Regions from separate parts of the Mus musculus genome. Here all the other regions are linked to region 1. The links are chromatin loops, found by intact Hi-C in ENCODE. Cell type or tissue: gastrocnemius. All regions are shown on one strand. Each heading gives the region's core, and the rest is flanking DNA. Links, peaks and the distances in the headings are about the cores only.

Evidence for each region. A loop is a pair of places that touch in the nucleus more often than their neighbours do. Peaks named below come from ENCODE experiments on the same cell type or tissue, not always from the same donor. Only the 100,000 strongest peaks of a DNase experiment are listed, where the experiment ranks them.
Region 2: a loop joins it to region 1, with 5 times the contacts of the local background. A loop is called at or near these places in 29 of 42 quality-filtered maps.
Region 3: it touches region 1 in a loop (8-fold over the local background); 16 of 42 quality-filtered maps call a loop at or near these places.

Annotation. Positions count from the first base shown.
Region 1 is chr2:118,877,957-118,885,612 of GRCm38, reverse strand. Ivd (isovaleryl coenzyme A dehydrogenase) reads right to left here. Exons shown (of 12, transcript NM_019826.4): 12 at 2,704-5,160. The coding sequence ends at 5,027. Among named protein-coding and RNA genes, the nearest start is that of Gm32798, 6.0 kb to the left of the region's middle. In gastrocnemius, for the core only: no CTCF peak of the experiment used is centred there; a DNase peak (open chromatin) is centred at 3,261; H3K4me3 peaks cover 295 bases; H3K27ac peaks cover 257 bases.
Region 2 is chr2:118,639,451-118,644,528 of GRCm38, reverse strand. It overlaps Bub1b (BUB1B, mitotic checkpoint serine/threonine kinase), which reads right to left. Exons shown (of 23, transcript NM_009773.3): 22 at 4,790-4,896; 23 at 2,937-3,441. The coding sequence ends at 3,210. Among named protein-coding and RNA genes, the nearest start is that of Pak6, 22 kb to the left of the region's middle. In gastrocnemius, for the core only: no CTCF peak of the experiment used is centred there; no DNase peak of the experiment used is centred there.
Region 3 is chr2:118,696,658-118,701,735 of GRCm38, reverse strand. Pak6 (p21 (RAC1) activated kinase 6) reads right to left here. Exons shown (of 11, transcript NM_001033254.3): 11 at 3,716-5,078. Ankrd63 (ankyrin repeat domain 63) reads left to right here. Exons shown (of 1, transcript NM_001081971.1): 1 at 1-2,633. Among named protein-coding and RNA genes, the nearest start is that of Ankrd63, 4.8 kb to the left of the region's middle. In gastrocnemius, for the core only: no CTCF peak of the experiment used is centred there; DNase peaks (open chromatin) are centred at 3,563, 4,051 and 4,905; H3K4me3 peaks cover 482 bases; H3K27ac peaks cover 558 bases.

The sequences.
Region 1 (7,656 bases), core at 2,176-4,675:
TGTGCAGGATGGGGTGCAGGATGGGGGGCTGCCTCCGGCTGAGTGCTCTAGTTAATCTAACAGCAACCAGCATCCAAGAAATACTTGGGAGAAATGAGGCTAGCCTCTCTCCCTGAGAGTGGGCAGGCGTACTCGAACTGCCGAGCAGTTCTAGAATTCTAGAACAGCAGAAGCTGTGGCCTGGAGCTGTCCCTTGTTGGAGGAAACAGGTGGCAGGCATGAAGAAGAGAATGCCCACCTTGCCCTTGAACGTGTCGTGCGCCCTTGGATGTTCATGTGCCAAGGTGGGAGGAAGGGGAGTGGGCTGTGGGTGAGGTGGGGAGAGAGGAGAAGAAAGGCTGGAGAGTTCTTCTGGAGGGAGCCTGCAGTGAGGCTTTAGGGGAGGGCACAGCACAGAGCTGGAAGGACTTCCTGGATGGAGAAACCAGCTGGGGCAAAGGCCCAGGCCAGAGTAAGGCAGGGAAGACTGCGTACAACCACAGCTGCTGTGCTCAGCAGCGGAGAGGGGAGTTGCAGAAAGAGTCAAGATAGACCCAAATTGTGTTTGCTTTGCTAATCCTTAGGTCCCCCTCCCCCAAGACAAGGTCTCCAGAGCCCTGTGTGACCTGGAGCTCTCTCTAGACTAAGCTAGCCTTCGAATTCACAGAGACCTGCCTACCTTGCTTCCCAAGTGCTGAGGTTAAAGGCACGCAGCACCATGCTTCCTTATTAACACTGGGTCTAGTGTGTTGCTCAGGTAGCCTCAAGTTCCTGGCCCCAAGTGATCCTCCTGCTTCAGTCTCCAAAGCATCTGGGACAAAGGAGCTCTACTGAGATGTTAGGTCTTTATTTGGGGGGCACTTTCCCAGTCCTTTTACTTAGGTAGCCCAGGCTTGCCTTGAACTGGATATATAGCTCAGGCTGGCCTCAACGTCACTGTAATCCTTTCCTTCAGGCTCCTGAGTGCTTGGGTATACAAGATGCCTACTATGCCCAGTGTAACCTTTGTATTGACCTTAAATGTGCTGGGATGCATGGTTGGCTCCATCAGAGGAGGCTCCATTGTTCTCTCTGGCTCAGGGTGGAGGTGCAGTTCAGCGACCTGGACTGGAAGAAGGGAGGCAAGTTGGATTGGTGTGGAGAAGTCGAATTCTGAATGGCTCTTGGTTAGAGGAAGTAGGTAGAGCACAGTAGGGGAGAGCCCCCACCTTGCATAGTGTGGCTCTGAGTTCCTCCACTGTGGAGTGGAATATAGGCAGAAGAAGAGGCTGGTATGTGCTCCTGCCCTGTCCCCCCCCACACCCCCCATCTATCTGGGGGCTTGTCTAAATGCCTGTTGGATAGTGAAAAAAATATGAGCATATAACAAGATTGTCATAAATGACAATTATGCACATTAAAACAGTATCCTTAGGAGGACCTACAATCGAACCAATCAATCAATAGAGCACTTAGAAGCATGAATAGCCAAAAAGGAACTCCTTACAGATTCAAAAGAAGTTTTGTCCTGGGGGAATGGTACAGGGGGAAGGAGGGGACAGGCTTTCCTCTTCAATAAACTTTTAAAAACTTACATTGTTTTGGAGGGTGGGGAGACGGCTCCCCCGGGTTAGGGGCATTTGTTCATTGAGAGGCCCTTGAATGGGTTTCCCCGCTGCCCACAAGGCAACTCATAACATCGTTCTAGGGAATCCAGCTCCTCTTCTGGTCTCTGCGGGTATCAGACTAACAAGCAGAACACATATACACACGCAAGAAAAATACTCATACACATAAAATAAGTTTTGGAAAAAAAATTACAGTTTTTTAAACTCTGACCATAATTTTTAAAAGAATACCACACTCATCTTTGCTGTTTATGGTCTCCCTGTTTTTGTTTGGCCTTCTTGTATGAGATGGTGGTGATAGTGGATAGTGATCTTTCAATGTTCTCATTTAGTAAAATACAAATTCTGGGGAAATTTCAGTCTTGGAAACCGTGCATCCAGAGCACGAGTGGGAAACTGGAGCGTCCAGAAAGTCACCGCGCCTGCGAGTCCGCGGATGGCCGGTAGGGGTCAGGCGAGCTCCACGCAGCGCTGACTGAGCGGGTCCCGGGAGTCCTCGCTGCAATCGGCCGCCCGCAGAGCTTTAAGGCAGGAGTCTTAAGAAGTGAGAGCACTTTAGATCCGCCATAAGCAGATAACCGATGGCCATGCGGATTCCAGCCCCCACCAGGGCACGCTGTGTGCTAGACGCTCTCTCCACTCTGTGTGCTGTTGCTTTACTCCGGCTCGGGCCCCACCCAGCCTCCCGGGCGTCAGAGCGTGGCTGGCTCACCCGTCGTTCCTAGGTTTGAGCAACTCACCCAGCAGGGCTTTGCATCCTTAAGCAATCTTGCCTTGAGCACTCAGTTGGTTGCAAAGGTCAGGGAAGGAGTGGATGTGTGAAGTGAAGCAATATTACAAGGGACTACCACTGGGATGTGGGGCTAAGACTCTGGTCCCTGGGGAGAAACTCTCTCCAGGCCCAAGTTGGATTATCAGCGGGGTGGGTGGGGGTTGGGAACCAAAACCAAACCAACTCAACCAAACAAAAACCCCCATATAGCTGCCTTAGCCCAGTGTCACTCCCTAGGGAGCCCAGGTGTTTGTCACTAGATTCTGATAAGGCACAAGACCTGGCTACACTTAACACTTCTCATTAGCAGCGTCCCACCCCCACTATTCCCATCCACTTTTCAGACATAGTTTTTATTTTGTCTTTTATTTAAAAACATTTCTTGTGTGTCACATTAAAAAAAAATTCAGAAAAACAATCACATTCTTCCTTTCAGTTGCTATAGCTGGATACAAACAGATTGGGTAATTATAGCTCATGGTTCCAGAGGCTGACTATCAAAAGCATGGCGCTCCCAACTCCAGTGTTCTTCTCTTGCCTGATAACATGGTAGGAGACCTGACACGACAGAGCAGGCACACTAGTTTAAGATTCCCTTTTATAAAGCCACTAAAGTCATTACTACCTAAACCATTAACAAATGGCTGGGACTGAGGTTTTTAACAGGTGAACTTCTGGGGCACACTCTCGTTGGTAGGGTTCCTATGGCATGACTGGGTGACATGTTGCCTTCTGATAACTTATGGAGGTCAGAGGGCAACTCTCCATCCCCCATATGGGTTCTTGGACTCCAACCCAGGTTGTCTGGCTTGGTGACAATCTTGCAGGCGTGCAGGTCCTCTGCCTCATTTTGATCATCTTCTGTGGGTTGTTCCAGGGATCTTCCTCAGCTGGTCAGTGTATCTACTGCATTCATGAACCCCCTCTTAAGATGGGACGGGTGTGGGGTTGCTAAGGTGCTGACTCCACCTGTCTCAGACCTCAGCACTCCACCTAGGCTAAGACTGTTGGGCTGGGAGCCAGGAAAAACAGTCTTTATTTTTGGGAACTCACATGAATGTGGTAATCCACGGCCTGGGCGCTATTTGTGACGGCCCAAGGTTGGGAGGCCCAAGGTTGGGATGTCCCTGTTGCTAGCCCATTAGGATCCTAGCTCCAATTCTGACCTTGAAAAAGTCAAGTATTAAAAGAACAAAACAACCTTGCAGAGTTTGAGCTGGGTGTGGTGGTTGCACGTGCCTTTAATCTCAGAACTAGGGAGGCAGAGGAGGATCTTTGAGTCCAAGGCCAGCCTGGGCTATATAGCTAGACAAATGAAACAAAACTCAGATATGCCAGCTGTGGTGGTTCATGTATATAATTTTGGCAGTCAGGAGGCAGAGGCAGGAGGATTCTGAGTTACAGTTAGACTCTGAATCAAAAGCAACCCCCCCCCAAAAAAAAAACTCTCAAAATCCTCCAGAAACTTAAGACTCTCCTCCTGTCTTCCCACACTTGACACCCCCCCCCCATTTTCTCCCCCTTTCCTTTAAGAAAAAGCACAGGGTGTTGCCTGTAATCCCAGCACTCAAGAGATAGGGGCAGATCTACTGTTCAGGGTCTTAGTTCAAAGCTAGTCTCGGCTACAGGGAGACTAAAATAAAACCATGGAGAAGTTGGTAGGGCAAGGAGCTGACTCAGTGGTGCAGTGCCTGCCTAGCACAGCCTAGGTACAATTTCACACACAACAAGAAGAAAAGTCACCAGGAGATCTGGGTCTGAGACTTCCTATTCTGGCCTCCTATCCCATTCCCAAAGGGCAAACTGAAGGGCAGGCCGCTTCAAGGACATTCTCTGGATGCAGACAGGACCATAGCAAGTGGCTTGTTTCTCCTGCAGAACACGGCTTTGGGCGCAGAAGGGTTTACCTTGCAGTATATTTAATACAAAATGGCAACAGACATTGTGCAGTTGTAATAAAATTAGCCACAGGGTGTCTAGAGAAATATACAGAGGCAACAAGGCTGGAGGGGAGCCAGGCAACCTGGGCTGGGCCACAGGACCTGTGTCTGCTGGCCAGTCAGCTGCAGAAGGTCACATGAGCAGGCCCAGTGCTAGCCTGTGACAGAGTGATGCAGACAGACTCAGGTACACGAGGGAGCCGATCTTCTGTGTTGTCTTGCCTGGACTGTGGACTCTGTCCTTCCTGGGTCTGCCATAGGCATTCTGGAGCTGTCTAGCTCTTGGAGAAACAGTTAAGAAGGAGATGGCTTTTGCCTTTTCCTCAAGAAATGAGACCACAAGTATCTGACAACTGAAAGGGGTAATGCCTCTGTTACCCTTGAACAGAAAGGGCACCCTGCCAGAGGCTTGCCCAAGAAAAGGAGTCGGGTACCTGTCAGATGCTACCTGGAGGGTCAGGTCATCACATTCAGATGTAGAAAGCAATGGCACAGACACTGCCACCCTCCCCCCAAACCCCCCAAAAAGCCAAAGTCATTTTAGCAGTCATTTTAGGCTTTCCTGCCCGGAACGGCTGGAGAATCCGACTTCACACGGGGCAGAGGGCTGACAGAGAAGGGCAGCTGAGCAGCAGAGCTTCCTTAGACAGGTCAGAGGGCTGCCACATCTCTGCTTCCAAAGAAAGGCCTCTCGGTGCTGGGACCAGGGGGCGATGGGCCGCAGAGGGCTAGCGGAAGTCTGCATTGAAAGCTCGGCCAATGACCAACCGCCTCACTTCACTGGTCCCAGCTCCGATCTCATACAGTTTGGCATCTCGTAGAAAGCGGCCCATGGGGAAGTCATTGATGTAGCCATTTCCACCTGTGAAGCAGATGTGGGAAGAGAGAGGACAGAACTGAAGGCAGGGGGTGATGTGAGGAAGCAAACAGACCCTCCAGGATGGTCAAGGACTGGCTCCTTCCCATATAACCTATGCGCATGCGATGCCCTCCCCGCTCTCCCTCCCAGTCTCTCTGCTAGGGACTGAGTGTGGGCCTCACACACTCTAGGCAAATGCTCTACCACTGAGTTATAACCCCAGTTCATATTTTCAATATCTCTAGGTTATTTTTTATATCTAATACAACATAAGTACCATTTAAACTGTTGTTATATTGGAATGTTTAGGGAATCAGGACAAGAAAAGGGGTCTATGTGCAGTTCAGGTACAGTTTTTCTTTTCTTTTACATTTATTTAATTTGTGTACATGTGTGTGCACACACATGTGCCCTGGCATACATGTAGAGGTCAGAGGACAGTGTGTATGATGTGTCAGTTTTCTCCTTTCACCACGTGGGTCTTGAGGACCAATCTCGGCTGCCAGGCTCAGCAGCCAGCTCCTCAACCCAAGGACCCATCGTGCTGGTCCTTTATTCAGTGTGGCAAAATCCCAAGCTACGGATGTAATTCTCTTCTCTGATCATGTCCTTCCTCCCCCTTCCTTCCTCCTTCCTTCCTTCCCTCCCTTCTCCCCTCCACTCCCCTTCTCTCTCTCCCTCCCTCCCTCCCTCCCTCCCTCCCTCCCTTCCTTCCTTTCTTCCTCCCGGTTCCTTTTTGAGACAGGGTCTGTCATATCCTAGGTTGGCCTACAATTCACTATATAGCCAAAGATGACCTGAACTTCTGACTCTCTCATCTCTAACTTCCCGAGTTCTGGGATTAACTTGTAATCTGGTTAATACAGTGCTGGGCTGTGGGCTTTGTGTATGCTTGGGGATACCACACTGAGCTACTGCCCAGGTTGGCCAAGAAGTTACTATGTAGCCCAGGCTGGTCTCAAGCTCATTGCAATCCTCCTGCTTCAGTTTCCCAGGTGCTGGGATACAGGTATGCACTACCATGCCCAGCCTTTTCTGAATATCTTTGGTCTATTGATTGAACCAATAAGCACCCCCAGATATACAGGCTGTGCCGGAGGGTTGATTAAACAGAAGCAAAGGCATCGAGGGAGCCTGGTTGGGTCAGGAAGGCACAGTAGGGCTGGCCTAGAAAGTTTCCCAGGTGCCCAGGACTCAGACAAAGAAAGAACAAAATCTGGGGCTGGGACTGTAAAGTGTCCACCTAGCACACCCAAAGTTCTGGCTGGATTCAATCTCCTGGATTCAAAGCATTATACAAACAGGTGTGTTTTCAGTACTCAGGAGGTAGAGGCAGAGGATCACAAGTTCTAAGTCATCCTTAGCTATACCATCAACTCAGAGACTCTGCTTTAAAGGAAATACAGGGGGGAAAAAAAGCCCAGGCAGTAGTGGCACACACCGTTAACCCCAGCTCTCCGGGAGGTAAAGGCAGTCAAATTTCTGTGCACTCAAGGCCAGACTGGTCTACAGAGGAGTTCCTTAGGACAGCCAGGGCTACACAGAGAGCTCTGTCCCCACCCCACCCCATCCCTGATTTCAGACTCAAGTGACTGACATGAGCAGGAGAGGTGGGATTCGAACCTAAGCCTGTACCCTTCACCACTGGCCAACAATGAGGCTTCTCTCTCTGGTGACCTTATACCAGGCAGCGAAGGTAAGGACAGCTTGTAGCCTCTTCCCCACCCCTTTTTCGAGACAGGGTTTCTCTGTGTAGCCCTGGCTGTCCTGGAGCTTACTATGTAGACCAGGCTGGCCTCGAACTCAGAGATCCACGTGCCTCTGCCTCCCTAGTGCTAGGACTAAAGGTGTGTGTCATTACTGCCTGGCTACTTTTCTCTTTCATATACACATCTATATGTGCACATGTGTATATATCATATGATATATGCCTGGTATAAGGTCACCAGGAAAGAGAAGCCTTGGGTGGAGCACACATTCATTGTTGGCCAGTGGTGAAGGGTACAGGCTTAGGTTCGAATCCCACTTCTCCTGTTCATGTCAGCCACTGAGTCTGCAATCATTTTATAATATAGATAGATAGATAGATAGATAGATAGATAGATAGATAGATAGATAGATAGATAATGATTTTGCTATAATGATTTTACATATATGGATATTTTGCCAGCATGTTTTGTCAGTGCACCACATTCATGCCTGGTGCTCTCAGAGGACACGAAGAGGGTATTGGTTCCCATAGAACATCAGTGACAGATGGTTGTGAGCTGCCAGGTGGGTGCTGGGAATAGAACCTGGGTCCTCTAGAAGAACAACCAGTGTTCTTAACTACTGAGCTGTGTCTGCAGGCCCTACCCGACCCCCCATTAAAACAATAAATATTCATTTATTACTGACTGCTGTTACAAAAATGTCCCTTTCCTCTTCACAGTGGGCGGATGACTTAAAGGTGCCAGCGTGGGTGTGGCTGGCTTAAACAGGGCGAGGAGTGGAGAGGGA
Region 2 (5,078 bases), core at 2,579-5,078, 240 kb after region 1:
AGTTAAGAACACAAATTCCTGCCCTTAGTTTAAGTAGTAGTGAGAAAACAGAAAAAGGGTTTGTATATACAAGCACACATGGGATCACATGTCATCCACTGAACTGGAAAAGAATTCCAGGCAGACAAGAGTGGCCAGAGGGACGTGGGTTGACCTTGAGTAAGGAAGCAGAGACATCAGGGAACTGGGCAGCTAGTGTTCTGTAGACTACGACAAATTCGTTGGGACTTGGGGCCATGTGAGATGAGTTCTGAGATGGCTGGAGGGTGGGGGAGAAGCAAGTGACTAGAACCTGAGATGATAACGACGGCAGGTGATGCAAACACCTGCAGAAGATCAGCAACTCCTCGGCTCCACATCCCGCCAGTCCTGGAGTGGAAAAGCAAGGAACCAAGCAGAACACTAAAGCCATCTCAGGCTGGTTGTAGTAGAACAGGCCAGTAACTCCACCATTTGGGAGAGGGAGGCAGGAGTTCAAGGCCACCCTGGGCTACATACTGAGATCAAGCCTGAGCTACTTGAGTCATTATCTTTTTTTATCTTTTCTTAAATTGACTTACCCAAATTGATTTGGGGAACAAGGAGTACAAGAGGTTAGATCATAGCATATGGATATAAAGTATATTCTCTGCACAAGGCACCAGAGGGGGTTAGAAGGCATTAGAGGGGCTGAAAAGGTGTTGACCTGCGTGCTGGCAAACACTGGATCAGCCTTTAACTCACGCTAAGGCACTGAACGGGGCACTGGGGACAGAGTTCAAGCTTTAGGTCTCAGTTTCAGCCCTGGATGCTATGTGGTTCGTCCTTTCTCGCTGATCTGTAAAAGGTTTTATTTATTGTGGGTGTGTGTGTATTGGTATGTGTGTGTTGGTATGTGTGTGTTGGTATGTGTGTATTGGTATGTGTGTGTAGGTATGGGCTCGTGTGACACACACATGTATGGAGTCAGAGGATGACTTGTGGAGTCTGTTCTCTCTTCTACCATGCAGAGGGTAGGACTCTGGTCATCAGGCTTAGTGGTAAGCGCTCTTACCCAGACACATCTGTACCTTGGTAAATACTCAGCTTCCATGCCTCCGACCTCATTATAGTCAAAGTCAGTCATGTTAAAAGCATGCTGCACCTGCTCCGTAGGGAGCTGTTGAAGTCAGAATAGAGTAACTTTTGGTAGAGCAAGAATTTTGTTTTCAGTTCCAATGAAGAGTGCACCTTCACTGGCCTTGCCTTAGACTTTCACCTTAAGACATCAACAAGTTATTCTGAAGGCCTGTGCTAACCCTGAAAGACTTTCCTACCTGCCTGAGATCACAGCTCGAGCAATAGGCCACAACTTCCTCCAGCAGGAAGGAAGGAGTTCACTTCCAGACTCGGGTCTGGCATCAGTTAGAACACTCTGACTTGTGAGGAGGATGCCTCTAACAGGGCCCCAAGCAAGTTAGGGCACAAAGTGCTTTGTGAATGGGGAGAGCTTATTCCACAGTCTTCCTCCAAACGGGGAGAAAGAAGTCCTGTTCTTCCCAGTTGTGCATCTGTCTTTCCTTCTCCCAGGCCCAGCATTCTGTTCTTCTTGCTTTCATGAGACCAGATCAAAGCCACCTGTAGCCTCTACACAAAACAAAGGCTTCCTTTTCCTAAGACAATGGGCATCAAATATGAGGGAGTCTGGTGGGTGGGCCCCTGAAATTCCAGCCCTCTGGGGAATGTGACCAGAGTACCTGGGGTTTGATGGCAGCCTATGCCCTGCAGTGATCTTAGCTTAAAAATAAACAAAAATGAAAGGGAAACGGAAAGGGTTCTATTTTGTGGTTTTATGCTTTTGTAAAGAAAACTGAAGCGATGGCAGACATTGTTGATGACAGGCACTGTTGGCAGTGACATCCTTTCCTGTCCTCAAAGGCTGAAGTTGGCGGAGGTCAGAGAGTGGGGGGTGTATGGGGTGAGGTGTGGGGTGTGAACAGAGCTGCAGGGTGTCCTGGCTCCTCCCACTCCTGCTTGTACTTTCAGAAACAAGATTTGCCCATACAGCAACTTGGCTGCCTAGACTGCTGAAGTATTCACTAGGTAGAAGCTTACTTAAGTTAAAGGCTCTCAATTTCCTGGGCAATACAGGGCACTGGGGACTAAGAAGGACTTGATTACAGAAAGGCAGTTTCATCATTTATTATCTTCAGTATAAGAAGCAAACTGAAGATGTTTGCAGAACTGTATTTTGGTTGAAGGAAAATATTTACTTTCTTTGTCTTTCAGATACATTTTTTCTGGCTTACCCTGTCGAATTTGCCCAAGTGTTTCAGTTGAGAGATTAGTTAGGGAATCTGCTCTCTAACAAGCTTAGAGCAACAATGGTGACAAGTAGAGGAGACTCAGGCACCAGCACGAGTGGACATCAGGTGACTGACATTTTAGTGTGAAATAAATAAATAAATGCTTATTATCCTACTGAAGAAACAAAAGCCTTAATGACACACACACCCCCACAGCCCCCCACACACCCAGCCAGTGCGCCCCTTTGGGTGCACAGTGTTCCATCAGACTTACTGTTTTCCATATTAGTCCCCACTTCAGTCCTTTCTGTTCTGACCCCTGCTTTCCTGACACCTAAGGAAAATGGTCTCTGTCCCCTCAGCAGCCCTGTGTCCTGCATGACAGGTTGCTGAGTACTCTGTCCCCAAAGGCCGGTACCTTTGAACTTAAGGAAAGCTGGTGTGTGTGTGTGTGTGTGTGTGTGTGTCATTTTACCTGCTTCTTTCTGGACACCCTCTAGAAGGACAGAGAGAGACGGAAGAAATGGCCGGCCAGCTGCCTTCTTATAACCCAAAGGCAGCTGCTCTAAGTCTGGGATACATAAGTTTCTACCACCGTAGAGTAAGTCCTCTCCAAAATGAAGCCATTTATCACCTTAGTTTGCAAGTGTAGATGAATTGCCAGCAACAGAAATGTAACAAAAACTATTTTATTATAAAATACACAGTGAAAGGAGAGTACATGTTATAAAATTACAAAAGAGAGAAGGCAGAAGCCAGAGGGCTAAAAAGCAGCTGTCTGCACAGAAACCTTTTGAATAAACCAGATGAGGCTGCCAGGGCACAGCCACCTGGCTGAAAGCTGTGCTACTGAGAGTGACCCCTAGTGAAGGACTGCTGATGTGTCTAAGTGTGCTCTAAACAAATCACAGCAGCCCCAGACCAGTTCTTCACCATACCCATGGCTTAGGCAGGGCTCTGGGAGCCGCCTGGCTGCTTGTCTTGCTGAGTGAGCAAAGCTTCCGGGCTGATTGTCTTCCCCAGCTTCCACAGGGCTCTGTTCAGGTGGCTATGGAATGTGGCATCAAAAGCCCCACCCATTTCTGCTGCCAGCTCCCCCAGAACAGACACTGTGGACTTGTCACTGGCATTCAGAATCCGCACAAAGAATTTATTCCACAATTCACTGTCTTTTAGCCTAAGAAAATTTAAAAAAAAATCATTTCTATCAAGATTGGGCATGTGAAAATTAGAATTCTTTCTGGGTTTAACTCAGCAGGACACTAACATGCCAAAGTGATATATGGTAATACCAAGAACTCTAAGATTGGAGATCATTCAAACACTCTTGAAGGCACAGGGAAGAACTACAAAAATCAGTCTGCTGTGGTGGCCCTGAACACACATGGAAGAAGGAAATCCACTCTCGCCTGAGCCCATGGATCCTGGCCACTCCGGTGCAGTGACACCCGCTAGCACTTATCCACACACAGTCAAAGAAAAAGAAACTTCGTTCCCTGCCAGTTTTCTCACTGCAGGTCATGACAACATCCCCTCACCTCAGGCTCCGCCATCCTCAGTTCTCTGACGTCCAACCTTGGTTAAGGTGCCTTGCTCTTACTCTCCTTCTCTTATCTGAAAACTCGCACTGCTGTAGAGCAGGGGGTTGACAAAGGCGGGCCCAGCCATCTATTTTTGCTTGTGTCCATTAACCACACCAGCAGGTCCACAGCTAGACCAAGATGCCTCTTAGCCCTGCACATCTCAAAGTACCCTTCAGCAATCTCATTAACTTATCTATTTCTGTTGCTGTCTGAGACAATGTCTCACTGTGTAGCTCTGGCTGGCCTCGAGCCTCTGCCTTCCATGGGCTGGGGTTAAAGGCCTGAGCTGGCAAGTCAGGATCAAACCTATCTTAAAAATACATGCAGGAGACAAATTTCCGAATCAAATGAGGAAAATACAACTTAGTGTTCTGGAGATGAAAGCAGGGAAGGGACATTCAGTCTTCAACACTGATCTAAAATGAAAACCAACTTTAGAACTGGCATGCAGTGCGTCACTACTTGGTGAGCCTATGCTGGGAAGCCATTGGCGCTATGTAAGGTGTCTGACAAATTCCCAAGCAGACCTGAGAGATCACTTATTTCTGCACCAGGAGACTGCTCGGTGGTTTGGTTCTACCTTATCATTTAATAGATAATAATCTAAACTCAGTATACCATGTGGAAACTTAACTCTTCAAAAGACAACCGACTTTTGATAAACACAGCTGTTAAAAAGACTAACACCAATTGGTTAGAAAACTTATTCCTCTAAAGTGTTTCTATTTCTAAGCTAAGAAATGCCCTAAAGTCTGAGCAGGTCTATGTCTTATTTTCAGCTGGCCATTCCTTTCCCTGTCCTAGGTGCTCTGCAGACACTGAAGTGAACGCAGAGACAGCACTTGGTTTAAAAAACTCAGGTTGCCTACCACAGCAGAGTCCGCTGAAGAGAGAGGGCAAACTATTGGGATATGGAGGAACCCTGGAGGACCCAGTACTCACTCAGAGGTGCTCTGGCTAAGTTTCCAGAGGAGTCCATCCCAGAAGACATGGAGGTGCTCCTTGAACAGGAGTAAGTGCGCTAGGTCTGCTATACCCAACAGATCTACCTGAAATCACAAAACGCTTCATGAGCTAAAGTGTAAAGTGGCCTCTGCTTCCATTAGCAACTGATTTACACAGGGCTGAAAGCACTGACAGCTCTAGACCTTAGTAGATGTCCTTATCTGTACAGGACAGGGAGAAGAAGTGACCAGATCATTTAAGGATTACTATTATGACTTGGCCTTTT
Region 3 (5,078 bases), core at 2,579-5,078, 180 kb after region 1:
GTGGCCACGTAAGCTTTTTGGACAAGAGGGCTGATTATGAAGGAATCCAATGGTTAAGGTTTTCTGAGGCAGAGACTCAAGGCAACAGGAATATTTTGAGACGCAATGCCCCCTTTAGGTGTTTACCAGCTTTCCCTTCTGGGAAATCAACTTCCTTTGACTCTGTCTCAGTCAAGACTATGGGATCTAACTTCATTGATACTGGTGGGTCACTGCTTCCCCAAGCCCCTACTAACTCTTGGCTTCTGGGCCTGCTTGACCCCCCAAATGATTGCGTTTGAATTTCATCTTTGAGGATCAATGTTTTCCCTTCTCCTGGCCCAGCCTTACTTATATTTCCACTTAGTCCCAGAGGCCTGAAATGGAAAGGACATAGCACCCCACCCCCTCCTTCCTCCCAGCTCCCCCATTCCACACGTGGGTGCTCCAAGAGGGTGGAACAGCTAGGAAGGATTTTTGCTTAATTGTATTTCTCCCAACCCTCAAAAGAACTCGTGTTTTGAGCCTTTGTGTATGAAGCAGAAAGCAGCAGGTCTGATCCGAGGCTTAAGAACCTGACAACGTCTCTTTAAATAGCACCTCAGCGAGGGGGATAATTGACTGTAGTGTTTGCCACGTTAAACGGCGACGGGCGCGGGAGTCGAGAGCCCACACGAACTGCAGGTCCCGGTCTAAATTACATCAAACTCCCGAGAGAGCATAGGAGGGGGCTGCTAAACGTCTCCTGCTTCTTGCTGGGCTGTTAATGGAGGGCAGGGCAGATGATGGATGCTAGATCAAGACCAAAGACCCCTGCCTGGGCCCCACCGCGTGGGATGCTGGCCCAGCCCAGCTTCCAGCTTTTATTACTGGGCAGATTAGTGAGTCAGAGGCAACTGTGGAGAAGTAGTTAGGCCCCCTCCCCGCGAAGTCTTTTGTCCTCTCCATCTCCGCCCCTGCCCTCCAACACTGTACCTCCTCAGAGAGAAGGCGAAGAAAGGAGTTTGACAGATTGCATGCTCTACGACCCCAGTGTCAGTGCTAACTCCTGGTGGAAAATCTGTACCAGCAGGGTGGGGTAAAAACTCCTGCTTCAAAGCAGTGAAGGTTTTCTGGCCGTGATAGTACCTCGGGTTTCTAGTTGTGAACCCCGAAGAGTGAGCATTTAAGTCCCTCACTTGTCTGCGATAAAGTCTTTGAAGACGTTGATCTTTGTGGAAGATCGTCTTTGTGGAAAGGTTTCTCACCAGTATCTCTGAGAGAACTTCCCAGAGAGAATGCTGGTGCTCAGAAACTGGGTCTGCGGTTGAAGCGTAGGAAGTCGGAAACCAGTTTTTGCAGGGGCCAGAGAGCTCCGCAGTTCCTGCCCTCCCTCGCTAACGTCCGAGGCCGCGCGCCAGCCCACATTTGGGACCGTGATCCTTGCTGCCCCCTAGTGGCACCTCTGCATTCTCCCCGCTGCGCCCCGGGAGCTCAGACTTGGCTTTCTTCGGGAGATCATTGATGTGTAACTTCTCCCTCTGTGTGCTTTTTACCCATAAAGCGTGTTCCTCTTGTAAAATATTAAATCCGGATACTTGAAGTCACTTCACTTCAATGAAGTGAGGAACAGTGAACAAGGAAAGTCAGCACTGGGTGTGGTAAGAAGTGCTCAGAAGCCCAGCAAAGACCCCTTTACCAAGAACCCCAAGTTATTTTGCAAGCTAAGGCTACTGTTGGAAGATCGCCTGCTGTCTTTAGAACAACTGGAGCTGCCAACCCTTATGACTTCTGAGCCTTGACCTGACCATTTGTGTTGTCTTACGACAGTTGCTATTCATTCTGGGATGATCTCTCTGCCACCCCACCCCACCCGGACACACACAGACACTCCTGGCCTCTGTCCCACACACCTGCACACATACACCTGCCTTTTCTCACCCCGAGGGGCAGACGAACAGTATACCACAGTGTCTGAAAAGTCAGAGGAGGTCAGGGCTGGGACACTCCAAGTGAATAGTGTTTTTCCTCTGACCCTTCGTCCCTCACATTCTATTTTCAACTATGTTTACTTTTAGTGACTTTTTTAATGGTGTAAGGATACAATTTTTTGGCTTACAAGCACCGTGGCATTTGGCTCACACATTGTGTCAGGGGTGCTGCCAACCATCCAGTGTCACTGATATGTACCCTGTGGGAACGTCACTTTGGTCAGTCTCTGTTGGGTAAATGATTGCTCTTGTCTGTGGTCTGTGGAGTTGCTGGAACATGGGTGGTTGAAAATGGTTTTTCTGATACACTGTAGATCTTTCCCATCTCAACTGAGTTGTGGGCCTTGTTGTCTGCCCTTAGCCTTAGCTAAGCCTTAGCAGGCTCTGTACAGAACTCCAGCACACTTCACTCGCTCTGGACTTCCTGTTAGCTCTAGGTATACTGAGGCTGTGGTCCTCCCTCGTCCCCTCCTGCAGTAGGAAAAGACTTTGCTGCATATTCTGCCTTTCCTGTTATTGTCGTCATCATCGTCGTTGTGAAGAGTCAGTCACCCCAGCCACTGGCACTTAGCGCTGGTTGGTGTGGAAGGGTATGAAGGACGTTGGCACATGCATTTGGAGCGATGTGCTGAAAAAGACTGGCAGGGGAGGCACAGCTAATAAACCCAGTGTTGTTGCATTGGAGACCTGGCCTCTCTTTGCCTTCCTGCTCACTGCTGCCTCTTGGCTTCCTTTGAAAAGATGGAAGCACACACTTGATTTGGAGGTACTTCCTACCTTCATCAGCCCTGGCCATGGCCATTCTACAAGTCATGGGGGCTGCTTCTCAATGAACCAATGAACCGCTGCTGGGGCTGGGGCTGGGGCTGGGGCTGGGGCTGGGGCTGGGGCTGGGCCTGGGCCTGGGGCTGGGGCTGGGGCTGGGGCTGGGGCTGGGGCTGGGCCTGGGCCTGGGGCTGGGGCTGGGGCTGGGGCTGGGCCTGGGCCTGGGGCTGGGGCTGGGGCTGGGGCTGGGGCTGGGGCTGGGGCTGGGGCTGGGGCTGGGGCTGGGGCTGGGGCTGGGGCTGGGGCTGGGGCTGGGGCTGGGCCTGGGCCTGGGGCTGGGCCTGGGGCTGGGGGGGCTGGGGCTGGGGCTGGGGCTGGGGCTGGGGCTGGGGCTGGGGCTGGGGCTGGGGCTGGGCCTGGGGCTGGGGCTGGGGCTGGGGCTGGGGCTGGCTCCTTGCTCCAAGTTAAGTGGTTTCAATGAGCACTGTTTTGAGTATAGAGCTCAGAAAAGGAAGATTGGAATCACTGTCGGAGTAAAAGTTAAAAGATATTTTTGCCACTTCCCAACCCCAGGGCTAGAACCCAAGTCTCTGGTCACTTCCCTACTCTTTTGAAATGTCAGAGTCCTTCAGTTTTAAGAAAGGAACATGGGCTGCTTTCGGGGAACTTTCTATGGGCAGCCTGAAGACCAGGAGAAGGGAGAAACCAACCTTGAATGAGGCCAGTCTCTGTGGCCTTGGGTTGCTAGGGCCCTCCCCCACACCTCCGCCTGGTGGCTCCTCGGCCCTGACCAGAGCCTTCTTCGCCCTTTCTTCCAGCCCCAGGGCCTTCCACGTCCCGGCTCCTCCTTCCTCGGCCCTCATTCTAGGTGTCCAAGCCAAAGAAGCTGGGTGATTTGTGGATTCAAGTAACCACAGAGGAGCCCTACCAGGCACCCACTCCAAGGGCATCCAGTTCCAAGAAAGCCTGGCTCCAATCCCAGAGAATGAAAAACCCAAAGGTTCGAACATTTAGTTTAATTTAAAACAGGCACAAGTGCAAACAAGTCACAAAAATGTCTAGGGAAGGATGCTTTTGTTTTTTTAAAACTCTGACCCTTAAAAAAAAAAAAAAGACCTTGCAATTTTTTTTTTTTTTTGCCCTAATGCAGGTCATCAGGGAACAGAGGAGTCTAAAAATATTATCTGGATCGGGTCCAGACACTAGAGTTCTTCCTTGGCATTCCCTGTCTCACAACAGCCAGGAAGGTGGGAAGGGAGGGAGGTCAAGGAGGCAGGGAAGTATCAACAGGACAGCTGGGGCAGCAGGCTCACAGAGGAGGTGCCCATCCCTCGCTCGGCATGAGGGACCCCCTCCGGGAGGTGGTTCACCTTTCTGTCCCAGCCCAGGGTTCTGAAAAGGAGGGGTCCCTGATCTGGCCGCTAAGAAGTTGCTGACAGGTAAAACAAAGTTTATTCCCTTACTATTCCTGCCTCAGTATGGGAGAAACTCAGAAACTTTGAGGGCCCCCAGCATGTGTTAGACTTGACATACACACACCCCTTCCCTGTTTAGGTAATAACATGAGACTTGAGAGGCAGAAAGCCAGGTCCAAAAAGCAGATTCCTTCAGAATGGAGCTTGGTAGAAAAGAGGTGGACAGCTCTTCTGAGGCTCTCTGTGGGTGACTGGAAGGACCTGGGCCACTGGGGGAAGTTTACACACACACACACACACACACACACACACACACACAGAGAGAGAGAGAGAGAGAGAGAGAGAGAGAGAGAATGTTCTCTACATCCTGGACAATGGAACCACGTTTACTGCCAACCCCACTCTCTCTCAGAAGATTCCCCCCTGGCTGCTCTCATGGTCTACACACAGGCTATTCACAGTTCCGTAGAGGTTTTCTAGGGCGAGGCAGTGCCAGGGAACAGACAGGAAACAGGTGCAAGTGGGGCTTCCAGAAGTCAGACCAGAGGAGGAAGAAGGATTCAGGCAGCGAAATCCTTCCCCGTGGCCCTCTGGGACTCCAGGGTTTGAAGCTTCAGTTGAGAATAGCAAGTGTCCATGTGGAGATGGAGCATGCACCCTCTTGGTTGCCCCAGGTCACTGTGGACACTGCCTTTAAAAATCTGCAGCAGCCTGTCGGCTTTGCTGGCTTGCGGCCAAGAGCACCACTCTCCGCGTTTCTTAGAAACATCCCTGTGCAAATAACAAAGGGCCAAACCTGCAGAAGGGGTCACTGTCATCCCAAAGGCAACTGGGACTCTGGGGAGTGAAACCAAGGGGGGCAGGTCCGGCCTGGCCCAGCGGGCAAAAGGGCAGGAGGGAAGGTGCGGAGCTTCACATTCGATCTTTGGAGAGAACACTGAGAGGGCAA